Regions from separate parts of the Homo sapiens genome. Here region 2 is linked to region 1. A link is an interaction called in ENCODE POLR2A ChIA-PET data of the cell type or tissue named here. Cell type or tissue: Caco-2. All regions are shown on one strand. Links, peaks and the distances in the headings refer to the core of each region. The heading gives the core; the rest is flanking DNA.

What was found. ChIA-PET counts read pairs that join two places held together with the same protein. Peaks named below come from ENCODE experiments on the same cell type or tissue, not always from the same donor. Only the 100,000 strongest peaks of a DNase experiment are listed, where the experiment ranks them.
Region 2: POLR2A ChIA-PET joins it to region 1 with 12 read pairs; 1 of 35 experiments calls an interaction of 5 or more read pairs at or near these places.

Annotation. Positions count from the first base shown.
Region 1 is chr20:35,324,546-35,329,921 of GRCh38, forward strand. The region is part of intron 7 of UQCC1 (ubiquinol-cytochrome c reductase complex assembly factor 1); the gene reads right to left. Among named protein-coding and RNA genes, the nearest start is that of FAM83C, 35 kb to the left of the region's middle. In Caco-2, for the core only: no CTCF peak of the experiment used is centred there; a DNase peak (open chromatin) is centred at 2,816.
Region 2 is chr20:34,698,846-34,704,221 of GRCh38, forward strand. It overlaps LOC105372599 (a long non-coding RNA gene), which reads right to left and starts at 5,337. Exons shown (of 2, transcript XR_936690.3): 1 at 5,292-5,337; 2 at 4,814-4,968. RefSeq lists a silencer at 5,295-5,376. In Caco-2, for the core only: no CTCF peak of the experiment used is centred there; DNase peaks (open chromatin) are centred at 4,206 and 4,836; H3K4me3 peaks cover 1,056 bases.

The DNA.
Region 1 (5,376 bases), core at 59-5,058:
TCGATCTCCTGACCTTGTGATCTGCCCGCCTTGGCCTCCCAAAGTGCTGGGATTACAGGCGTGAGCCACCGCACCTGGCCGAGCAAGATAATTCCATTTACACCCACTAGGATGGCTATAATTTAAAAAGAAAAGAAAAATAAGTATTGGCAAGGATGTAGAAAAACTGAAACCCTCATGCATTGTTGAAGAAAATGTAAAATGGTACAGCCACTGTGGAAAACAGTTTGGCGGTTTCTCAAAAGGCTGAACATAGAACTACCATATAGCCCAGCAATCCCATTCCTAACTATATGTCCAAAAGAATTGAAAGCGGGAATTGGAACTGATATATTTGTACACCAATTTTCATAGTAGTATCATTTATGATAGCCAAAAGGTGGAAACAACCCAAGTGTCCAATGACAGGGATAAACAAAATGTGGTACACACATACCAAGGGATATTATTCAGCCATAAAAAGGCATAAAATTTTGATATATGCTATAACATGGATGGACCTTAAAAATGCACTCATAAATGCATTATGCTTAATGAAATAAGTCAGACATGGAAGGACAAATATTGTATAATTTGATTTATATGAGGTACTTAGGTACCTTCAGAGACAGAAAGAAGAATAGTCTACCTGGGGCTGATGGGAGGAAGAAAGGGAAAATTATTATTTAATGGGCACAGAGTTTTTGTTGGGGATAATGAAAATGTTTTGGGTATAGATAATGAAAATTGTTACACAACACTGTGAATGTACTTAATGCCACTGAATTGAGCATTTATGAATGGTTAAAATGATAAATATTATGTATGTATATTTTACCACAATAAAGGAAATCCCAGTTACAAACAGTTCTTCTCAGACAGGCATTTCAATCTGTGACTTAACCATGTGTGTATTAAAGCCTCTCTTAGGACACTTATCCATTTGGCACAGTGGTATCATGAGCTAACTGATGTTCCTCACCAGACTATAAACGGTCTTGGTACAGAATTCTACGTTGCATTGTACATGTTTGATAAGCACGTATTGAGTAACTGCTGTATTCTACTGTGGTATATGCTGGAGGTAAAAAAATCAATAAAACACAGTACTTGTCCTCAAGAAGTTTACAATCTCACGTGGGAGACACACCTAGCACGTTGTATGTACAAAACGGTAATGGTATAGGGACTGAAAGGCTTGAGAGAAGAGGCAACATTTATTACAGTGGGTATTAAAGGGTCAACAGGTATGTTCAGACAGAAAGAATGGTATGTGTAAAGGCACAGGGAGGTGAACAAGTACAGCATTTTCAAAGGGAAGTTTGTAAAAAAAAAAACAAAAAAACACACACAAAAAAAACAAAAAAACACAGAAGCTGCTCATGGTGGCAAGAATCAGAAGGTGGAGCTGGAAGGGCAGTTTGTGTGAGATTGTAAATGGCCCTGAACGCCAGCCACATGAAAGAAAGAACAAGGAAGGGGTTTAAGCACAGGGAAATTGCATGGACAGATTTATTTTCAAAAAGTAACCCTAGAAGTACAGATCACAAAGTTGGGGGAAGGTCCAGAGGCAGGAAAACCAGAGGAGGCTGCTACAATGGTGTAGATGAGAGTCTGTAAGGAACTGAAACAATGTGAAGTGACAACACGAACAAAGAGGAAGGCATGCTTTCAAGAGAAATGACTACAGCCAGAGCAACGGGATTTGATTATCGAGTAGATGAGGAGGAGGAAAGGGGAGGCCATGACTTGCATGTAATCAGACCTCACTGAAGAAAGTGGAGAGAACAGAAAGATGAAAACGGAATGCAAGTTATATGCAATCATACACTGATGACTTTCTGACCCTGGCAGTGCCAAGCGCAGACAACCAGTCTTGTATGATTTTAGCAATCACCATGCCCTTCATGTCTCCTATGTTGTGGTAATGGAAAATCTTACTTGGATAAGATGTAATATGAGCAAGATGTGTATTTAGTTTGAGCCCGGCAGGCGTCTCCAGTGGAGCACAGGCATAACACACCAGGGCCTAGGAGCCTGAGCCCCTTTTCCAGTAATTTGTTCACTACATGTAGGTCGGTATCATTACTCCGGGCCCTCTGCATTCTGACTGCAGCCATGAGGTCTGATTACCGTCAGCAAGAAGACGCTGACACACTCAGGTTTCCAGAGACACTTGGAGGCTGCTAATTGCACCCTGAGCCTCATGACTGCATTTATGAGCGCAGAAAAGCTGCAGGCACTACTTGGCTTTTTTAATTATTTTCTATTAAATTTAGGCAGACTGGGTACAGTGGAAAACTACAGGATGCTTGTTCCACATCACTACCAACCATGTCAACTGCACAGACACAAAAGGCAAACAGGTGAATATAGATCAACAAGTTGGTCAGTTCTTTGCTAATAGAGCTGAGCCACTGTCACTTGTCATGGATGCTGAGGCCCTGAACAACCTAGAGGATCTAAAGGCAACACTGAGATCACTGACCCGAGTCCTTTCCCAGCGATCCTAAAATAGATATCATATTGCCCAGATGGCAACATTTTCTCAGAGGACCCAAAATTTAGCCCCTTACTGATCTTGAGGTTCCTGACCCTTCATCCAACAGCCCTGCCTTCTTCTTCTCCACAGCAATGAAGAGTGAAAGGGGCGGGGTCACCCTAATGAACTGAATCACAGGAGTTAACTGCTAACTCCACCTGGGCACAATGGGTCAGACCAAAGTCTAAAGCTCAAAACAGTAAAGCAGACATTTACATTGTTTCACACAGGTCACAGAATGTTTGTCTTTCACTGCTGTGTCCTAACTGCTCACTGTTCAGAGCTGTACAATTGCCAAAATACTGACCCAATGGTTATCTGAGAAAGAGGCTGTTCCCTGCTGAAGACATGAGGAAGCAAAGGCTCAGAAAGGTCAAGTGACTCACCCAATTATCACTTGGCTAATAAATGGTCAAGAGGTTCACAGAGACAAGGTCTTCTGGCTCCTAGTCCAAGTTTTTTTGTTTGTTTTAAGGCTCAAACAGAATTGCCACTCAGTGGATAGTTTGTACATTCCTGTAGAAGCATCCTGGGAATGGCTGAGCCTGGATCCCAGGTAGAAGCCATATGATCATTCTTACTTAAGTAGTGAGGTGGTCAAGGTTGAGGCCAAGAGTGAGGTTCAGATATCCCTTAAAATGGAATTGACAGAGCCGGGTGCAGTGGCTCATGCCTCTGTAATCCCACCACTTTGGGAGGTTAAGGCAGGCAGATCACCTGAGGTCAGGAGTTTGAGACCAGCCTGGCCAACATGGTGAAACCCCTTCTTTACTAAAAATACAAAAATTAGCTGGGCATGGTGGTGGGTGCCTGTAGTCCCAGCTACTAGGGAGGCTGAGGCAGGAGAATTGCTTGAACCAGGAGGCAAAGATTGCAGTGAGGTGAGATTACGCCACTGCAATCCAGCCGGGGCAACAGAACAAGACTTTGTCTCACAAAAAAAGGAAAAAAAAAAAAAAAAGCATGGAACTGACACAGCCTGTGAGTTCTGAGAGTGACTCCATCTTTATAGGGTAATTCTCTTTTGTCCTCTTTTCTCAGTAAAATGTTCTTAGAAAGGTATTTTATCCAAAGGAAAGAGACAAACTCAGTTAGAATGCTGTATGTTAAAGAGATGATCTCTTTGGTGTTCTGTATTTAAGTCCCAACTCAGACCTAGGAAACGCACTGAAATCTAAGTAAATTTTGGGCCCCAACAGCCCTGTTTCCCCACCTGGTGAGTCTGAAAGATTAATCACTCTGAGCCTCAGTTTTTCCATCACAACTATGCAAAACCACCTTTCCTTTTTCCTTTTCATATTAACAGATGAAAATGCCTAACAGTAAGTAAATTAGTAGTGGCAAACATCTATTTCACTCTCAGGCATTGTTTAAAGAACCTCACATGTGATAACTCATTTATCCCTCACAATGCTACAAGCGATGTAAGGTGGGTATTACAGTTATGTCTATTTTACGGAGAGAAAACTGAGGCATAGAAAGGAAACAGGCATAGAGACCTTGCCCAAGGTCACATGGCTAGGGCAGGATTTGAGTCCAAACTGGCTTCAGTATGTGAGCACTCTCAACTACTCTGTGATACTGCATTGGAAAGGAGGTTATAAACTCAACCCAATCCCCCACTTGGAGATGAGAGCCTGGAAGTCTCTGAAGCTTCTCTCAGGACCTTGGGGCTCACCTACTCTCCTGCCTCATCCTCCCATTACACTCAGCCCTGCCCTGGGATAACTCCTGGAAGAAGCCTGCAGTGAACACAAAACAAAAAAGCAAGTGAACTCATATCTTTCTCGTTCGTCTGTTTCGTGTGGAAGTGAATCCAGGAAAGATTCAACTTCCTTTCTCAGCATAAACTAGATTGTAAGCCCTGTAAGATCACTTATCTCTGGTATATTATCTACCAACCACATTCAGGGATTAGCATGTGGCGAGAGACAAAAATGTTCCTTGAATAAATGAATGAAACAATTCTTAATAAAACCATACAAATTAATAATGCTACTGGATCTAGAGGAAATACATTCAATATTGCCTTCATCAAATGTATTCAGCACTACCCAGGCATCAAGCACTGTTTTAGGAGCTGAGGCTACAGCAGTAAACAAGAGACAATTCCCGAACTCCGGGAGTTTAGGATGATTAGTCAGGCTGCTGAATGATTTGCAGAATGAATCTGAGATGAAGAGAGTCAAGAGGCAGGAGGACCAGTGAAGAAGCAGCCGACAGTGAGTTTAGGTGAGAGGTCAGGACTGGATCTGAGCATCAGTAGGACAGTTGAGGCCCTGATAGTGGTTGTTTTAAAGAAGGGCTCCTTATAGTTCCTCCTGCTCCTTTGAGAACCAGGCACGTCACATTGATGGCAAGGATCACTGACATTCAGAAAGACCAGCTAAAGAGAGGACAATGAACATGGAAAAACAAGTCCCTCCACTCTAGCTGGGCCCCTTCAGCTCCAACCAACCCCACAGGGCCATTCACTCAGCATTTTGGGGGAAACAAAGTGAGAAAAGAGTGTTACAGCTGCCTCATCAATGGATCCAGAAATACTCATGGCACACCCAGGGCAGCTGAAAGAAACATCTGTCTCTACTGTATCCTAGGTCTGACCTCAGAGCCTCCAGAACTTTTTTACATAGCCCCACCCAGATCCTGGCGGAGCTACTGCCCTCTGGTGGTACCCAATGCAGGGGTTAAGCCCACAGGAGAAAAGAGTCTTGTGGTAGGACATGGAGTGAGAGGCATAGTCAACCCCAAGAGCTCGTCACAGTGCCTGTATGTCTTACTACTGCAACCACTGCTTTTTCCAAAGACGCTATTTACAGAAAACTCTGGTTAAAATGCAAGAGTTATCTGGGACC
Region 2 (5,376 bases), core at 268-5,267, 630 kb before region 1:
AAACTGAGGCAAAGAAAAAGGAAGTGACTTGCCCAGGCTCAGGCAGTGAGCCCAGGACAGACCAAGACTGAAATCTGACAATCAGCCCAGGGTTTATACACACACACACACACACACACACACACACACACCCCACAATTTGAGTTACGCTCAAATTCAGACATCGTGGGTTGAACAACAAAGCTTTTTTTTTTTTTTTTTTTTTTTTTTTTTGCCAGAGTCTTGCTCTGTTGCCCAGGCTGGAGTGCAGTGGTGCGATCTCAGCTTACTGCAACCTCCACCTCTTGGGTTCAAGTGATTCGCCTGCCTCAGCCTCCCGAGTAGCTGGGATTAAAAGCACCTGCCATCACTCCTGGCTAATTTTTGTATTTTTAGTTTCACCATGTTGGCCAAGCTGGTCTTGAACTCCTGAGCTCAAGTTGTGTGCCGGCCTTAGCCTCCCAAAGTGCTGGCATTACAGGTGTAAGCCACCACACCTGGGCCACAACAAAGCTTTTTGAATAGAAGTTCTTGGAATATGGCCTCTTGTTAATGTGTAGGCCCATCTGTTGGGGGAATTTGGGGATTATGCCTGCTCTAGCTGGCTTTACCAATTAAATGTTTTCCCCTCTCTGTCTCAGTTTTTTCACCGGTAAGATAGGAAGAATTTATTATCTATGTCAGAGGGATTCCTCTCAGCCTCACTCTCTATCTCAGGTCGGGGGGCAGGGGAGGGTGGGGAAGGAAAGGAGTGGTGGGCCAGTCCTCCAGCTAAGCACACAGACTGGCCCATACCTGCAAGTACACACAAGGTCCCTTGAGCGACACACCCAGGCTGACACATCACTTTAAGGGGGCACGGAGGGGGGCAGGCAGTGGGAGTGGCAAGCCAGTGGGGAGCCCCCAGGTGAGGGCAAGCCCGAGGAATAGAAGGGTGGCCTCTTTTTTTTTATTTTTGTTTTTGAGATGGAGTCTTGCTCTGTTGCACAGGCTGGAGTTCAGTGGCGTGATCTCTGCTCACTGGCAACCTCTGCCGCCCGGATTCAAGCAATTCTCCTGCCTCAGCCTCCCAAGTAGCTGGGACCACAAGTGCATGCCACCACGCCTGGCTAGTTTTTTGGTATTTTTTAGTAGAGACAGGGTTTCACTATGTTGGCCAGGCTGGTCTCGAACTCCTGACCTCAGGTGATCTGCCTGGCTCGGCCTCCCAAAGTGCTGGGATTATAGGCGTGAGCCACTGCGCCCGGCCTGAAGGGTGGCCTCTTGACCTCCAGTCCTGCAGCCCATGAAATTGGGCAGGTACTCACACCTGGGCATGGGTTAGATGGGCGTGGGTCCCTAGTAACTCTGAGTATGAGCTCATGTGCATGTGTGTATATGTTTATATATGGATGCCTTCATTGTATGCACAGATACCCATGATTATCCATGTGTGTGCATAGGAATGGCACCCTCTGTCTGATTGGAAATGAGACTCCAGAGTTACCCCAGCATGATGTTCACTGCCTTTTTTTTTTTTTTTTTTTTTTTTTTTTGAGACAGTGTCTCCCTATGTTGCCTAGGCTGAAGTGCAACCACCCAGGCTCAATTGATCCTCCCACCTCAGCCTCCTGAGTAGCTGGGTCTTCAGGTGCAGGCCACCACACCTAGCTAATTTTTGTATTTTTAATAGAGACAGGATTTTGCCATGTTGGCCAGGCTGGTATCGAACTCCTGGGCTTAAGCAATCCTCCTGCCTTGGCCTCCCAAAGTGCTATGATTACTGGCCTGCACTGCCGCGCCCAGCTCTGCTGCCTCTTTTTACAGCCTGCCGGCCCAGACCAGAGTCTCAGAATACTAAGCCCACTTTCTGGGGCCAGGGTCAGTAGATAGCTTTGCTGCTGTATGATTCTAAGCAAGTATCTTGACCTGCATGTGTCTCAGTGCACCTCAGTTTCCTCACCTATAAAATGAGGGGTTTGGATGAGTTGAGGTCTGAAGCCTCCTCCAGCCCAGGTAATAAATCTTTGTAGTGGACAGGAGGAATAGGTCCTAGGGGTTTCAGGAGGGGACTTCCATGGGTACCTCTGACTCTACAGAGAAATGGAAGACTGAGATCTGACTTAGCAGCCTAGAAAGACTTAGCAGCCTAGAAATGGGGTTCAGCTAATTCTGGGAACAGAGTCCGGTCACTTAAGGTACCAGAGTGTAGCCAAGAGCCCCCTTTTCTGGGCTTGGGGAACCAGAACCATGTGTTCAACAGACCATTGCCTGTACACAGGGTAGAGAGTGCAGGTGTATACTCCTGAACCAGCCACCCTTCTTTTTTTTTTTTTTTTTTTTTTGAGATGGAGTCTCACTCTGTCGCCCAGGCTGGAGTGCAGTGGCACGATCTCTGCTCACTGCAAGCTCCGCCTCCCCGGTTCACGCCATTCTCCTGCCTCAGCCTCCCGAGTAGCTGGGACTACAGGCGCCCGCCACCACGCCTGGCTAATTTTTTGTATTTTTAGTAGAGGCGGGGTTTCACCGTGTTAGCCAGAATGGTTTCAATCTCCTGACCTCGTGATCCGCCCGCCTCAGCCTCCCAAAGTGCTGGGATTACAGGCGTGAGCCACCGTGCCCAGCCCCCAGCCACCCTTCTTAAGCTTCAAGCTATAACTACTGAGCCTGTGATGAAAGTCTACTCTATGCCAGACCCCCACAAGCTGGGTGCGGGCAGTATAGGGACAAAGACTCTGCCCTTGGGATGCCAACCATCCACTTGAGAAGACACATACACATACAATGAGTCATCATCACTTACTGTTTATGGACAAATAAACGTCCATCAAGGTAGCCATCAACTCGTGGGTAGGGACAAGGAAGGCTACCTAGAGGAAGAAAGGGTGAGTAGAATCTCTCCCTCTCTCTCTCTTTTTTAAGAGACAGGGTCTGGCTCTGTCATCCAAGCTGGAATGCAGTGGCTTGATCATAGCTCATTGTAACCTAAACCCAAGTGATCTTCTTATTTCAGCCTCCCTAAGCAGCTGGGACTACAGGTGCATGGCATCTGGCTAATTTTCTCATTTTTTGCAGATAAGTGGTCTCGCTATATTGGCCAGGCTGGTCTCAAACTCCTGGCCCCAAGCAATCCTCCTGCCTTGGCCTCCCAAAGTGCTGGGATTATGGCTGTGAGCCACCACACCTGGCCAAGTAGAATCTTGAAGACAGGAAAGATCTGGATTTCAGAAAGTTCTGAAGAAGGCATTCCAGGCAGGGGAAACAGCTTGAGCAAAAGGGTGGAGGTGGGAGAGTGCTGTAGAGTCAACAAGGAGTTTGACTTTAGCACAAGATGCGTGTAGGAGAAGGGGAGGTGAAGCTGGAGAGAACTGGGGCCGGAGCATGGGGGGCATGAGTTCTGTGTTAGGAGTGTGGGGCTTTAGGAGCCACATCAGGTTTTAGAACAAACAAGTGGCTTGACAGGAGAGACGTGTTAGGGATTATTTAATTAAAGTCAGCAAGTAGGTCTGAAAGGGTATGAGGTTAGCAGGAAGTGGCTGTGATGGGCAGAGGCTCAGAGTTGCATGGAATGAGGACACTTTGGGTATAACACTCCAAGGGCCACAATGCCACTCCCCTCTCCACCCCTCAGCCTTGGGTTATTTTTTTCTGGCTTCTTCCCCTGTCGCTAGGGTTAAGGAGTCCCTTGGGGGTTTCAGATGAGGCTGGGATAGAGTTTTATCACTAGAGTGCCGGGCACGGTGGCTCACGCCTGTAATCCCAGCACTTTGGGAGGCCGAGGCAGGCAGATCACAAGGTCAGGAGACCGAGACCATCCTGGCTAACACTAAACATACAAAAATACAAAAAATACAAAAAATTAGCCGGGCGTGGTAGCGGGCGCCTGTAGTCCCAGCTACTCGGGAGGCTGAGGCAGGAGAATGGCGTGAACCCGGAAGGCGGAGCTTGCAGTGAGCCGAGATCGTGCCACTGCACTGCAGCCTGGGCAACAAGAGCGAGACTCCGTCTCAAAAAAAAAAAAAAAGTTTTATCACTAGATCATTAACCTCTGGCCTAGGTCACCTCCGGCCTCCTTTTGGGCTAGGTGGGCAGTTCTCGGACCCTCCCCCACCAGCCCTGCTCTGCTGACCTAGAACCTCTGGCCCTGGAGATTCTGATATGTGTATTTGTGGTCTCTTCTCGGGCATCTCCCAGGCCACTGGGAGAGCTGGGGCCTAGAGCGTGGGGTGGGTGGAATCCTGAGGGCAGAGAGTGTGGAAGAATCTTACAATGGCAGCTCTAGAGGGAAGCCTGGATATGTTTGTTTGACAAACTGAGACCCAGAGAGGTAACATGACTTGAGGTCACACAGCAAGTCTAGGGCACAGTCAGGACTGAAAGCCAGGACTCTGGGGAGGCTAAAGCGCCCTGAGGTTTAGACCATCTGGTTCATGTAGAGAATGGAGAGGGTCAGGGCTGGGAGCTATGGGTTCAAATCCTGGCTCTGCCATTGACTGTACTTTTGTGACCTAAGAAAGTCACTTGAGCTCTCTGAGTCTGTTTCCTCAACTGTTAAACGGGACAATATCTACCTTTTGGGTTGTTGTGAAGATAAAAAAACACACCCATAGCACAGGTCGTGGCACACAGTAAGTGTGCCAATACATGTCAGCTAGTGGTATGGTGGTGCAATAGTAGGTGCCTAATAAATGTTGAATGCATTGTTGAACATGAGTTCACACGCTAACAGTGAGATTGTGAGACTCAGCTTTCCCACGTGTAAATCAGGACTCATAATCAGTCCCTGTCCTGCCACTTCTTTACAGCCCCGGTAGCAACATAGATTAAATAAGGTATGTAAACGTTCAAGCGCGGAGCCGTCTCAGGTCAATGTTTACTCAGCCCAGGGCAATTCCTCTCCAAGTCCTACTCTGCGAAATTTCACGTCAGCTTCACTAACTTCTCTACATTCCCAGATGCTCCCCGGGAACCGGGGGTTGGGGATGTCCCTCTTTTCTCAAGCCCGCCGAGCTGAGGAAAAACGGGGTGGGAAAGCAGAGTGTGTAAGGCTGAGGAGGTGAGCCAGAGGGGGGAGGGAGAGCAGGAATAAGGGCAGTGGGGAGAATGCAGGTGCACGGACGTGGTGTGGGTCGAGAACAGGGTCCGCATCGGGGGACTTGGATATAGGATGCAGTGAAAGGATTTGGGGAGCAGTGGGAGAGGTGAGGGCGCTGCGATCCGGGAAGAATCAGGAAAATAAGGAGCCGGTAGGAGGGAGTGGAGATCCTCCTCGCGGAGAGCTCGCCGCGGCGCAGGGCTCCCAGCTCCCCGCAGCTGCCTCCCCGAACACTCACCCTCCCGGTTCCGAGAACGTTTCCCGGCCCGAGCGCCCGGCCCGCAAACCGGGAGGGGAGGGGAGGGGAGGGGCAGGGGGGGATC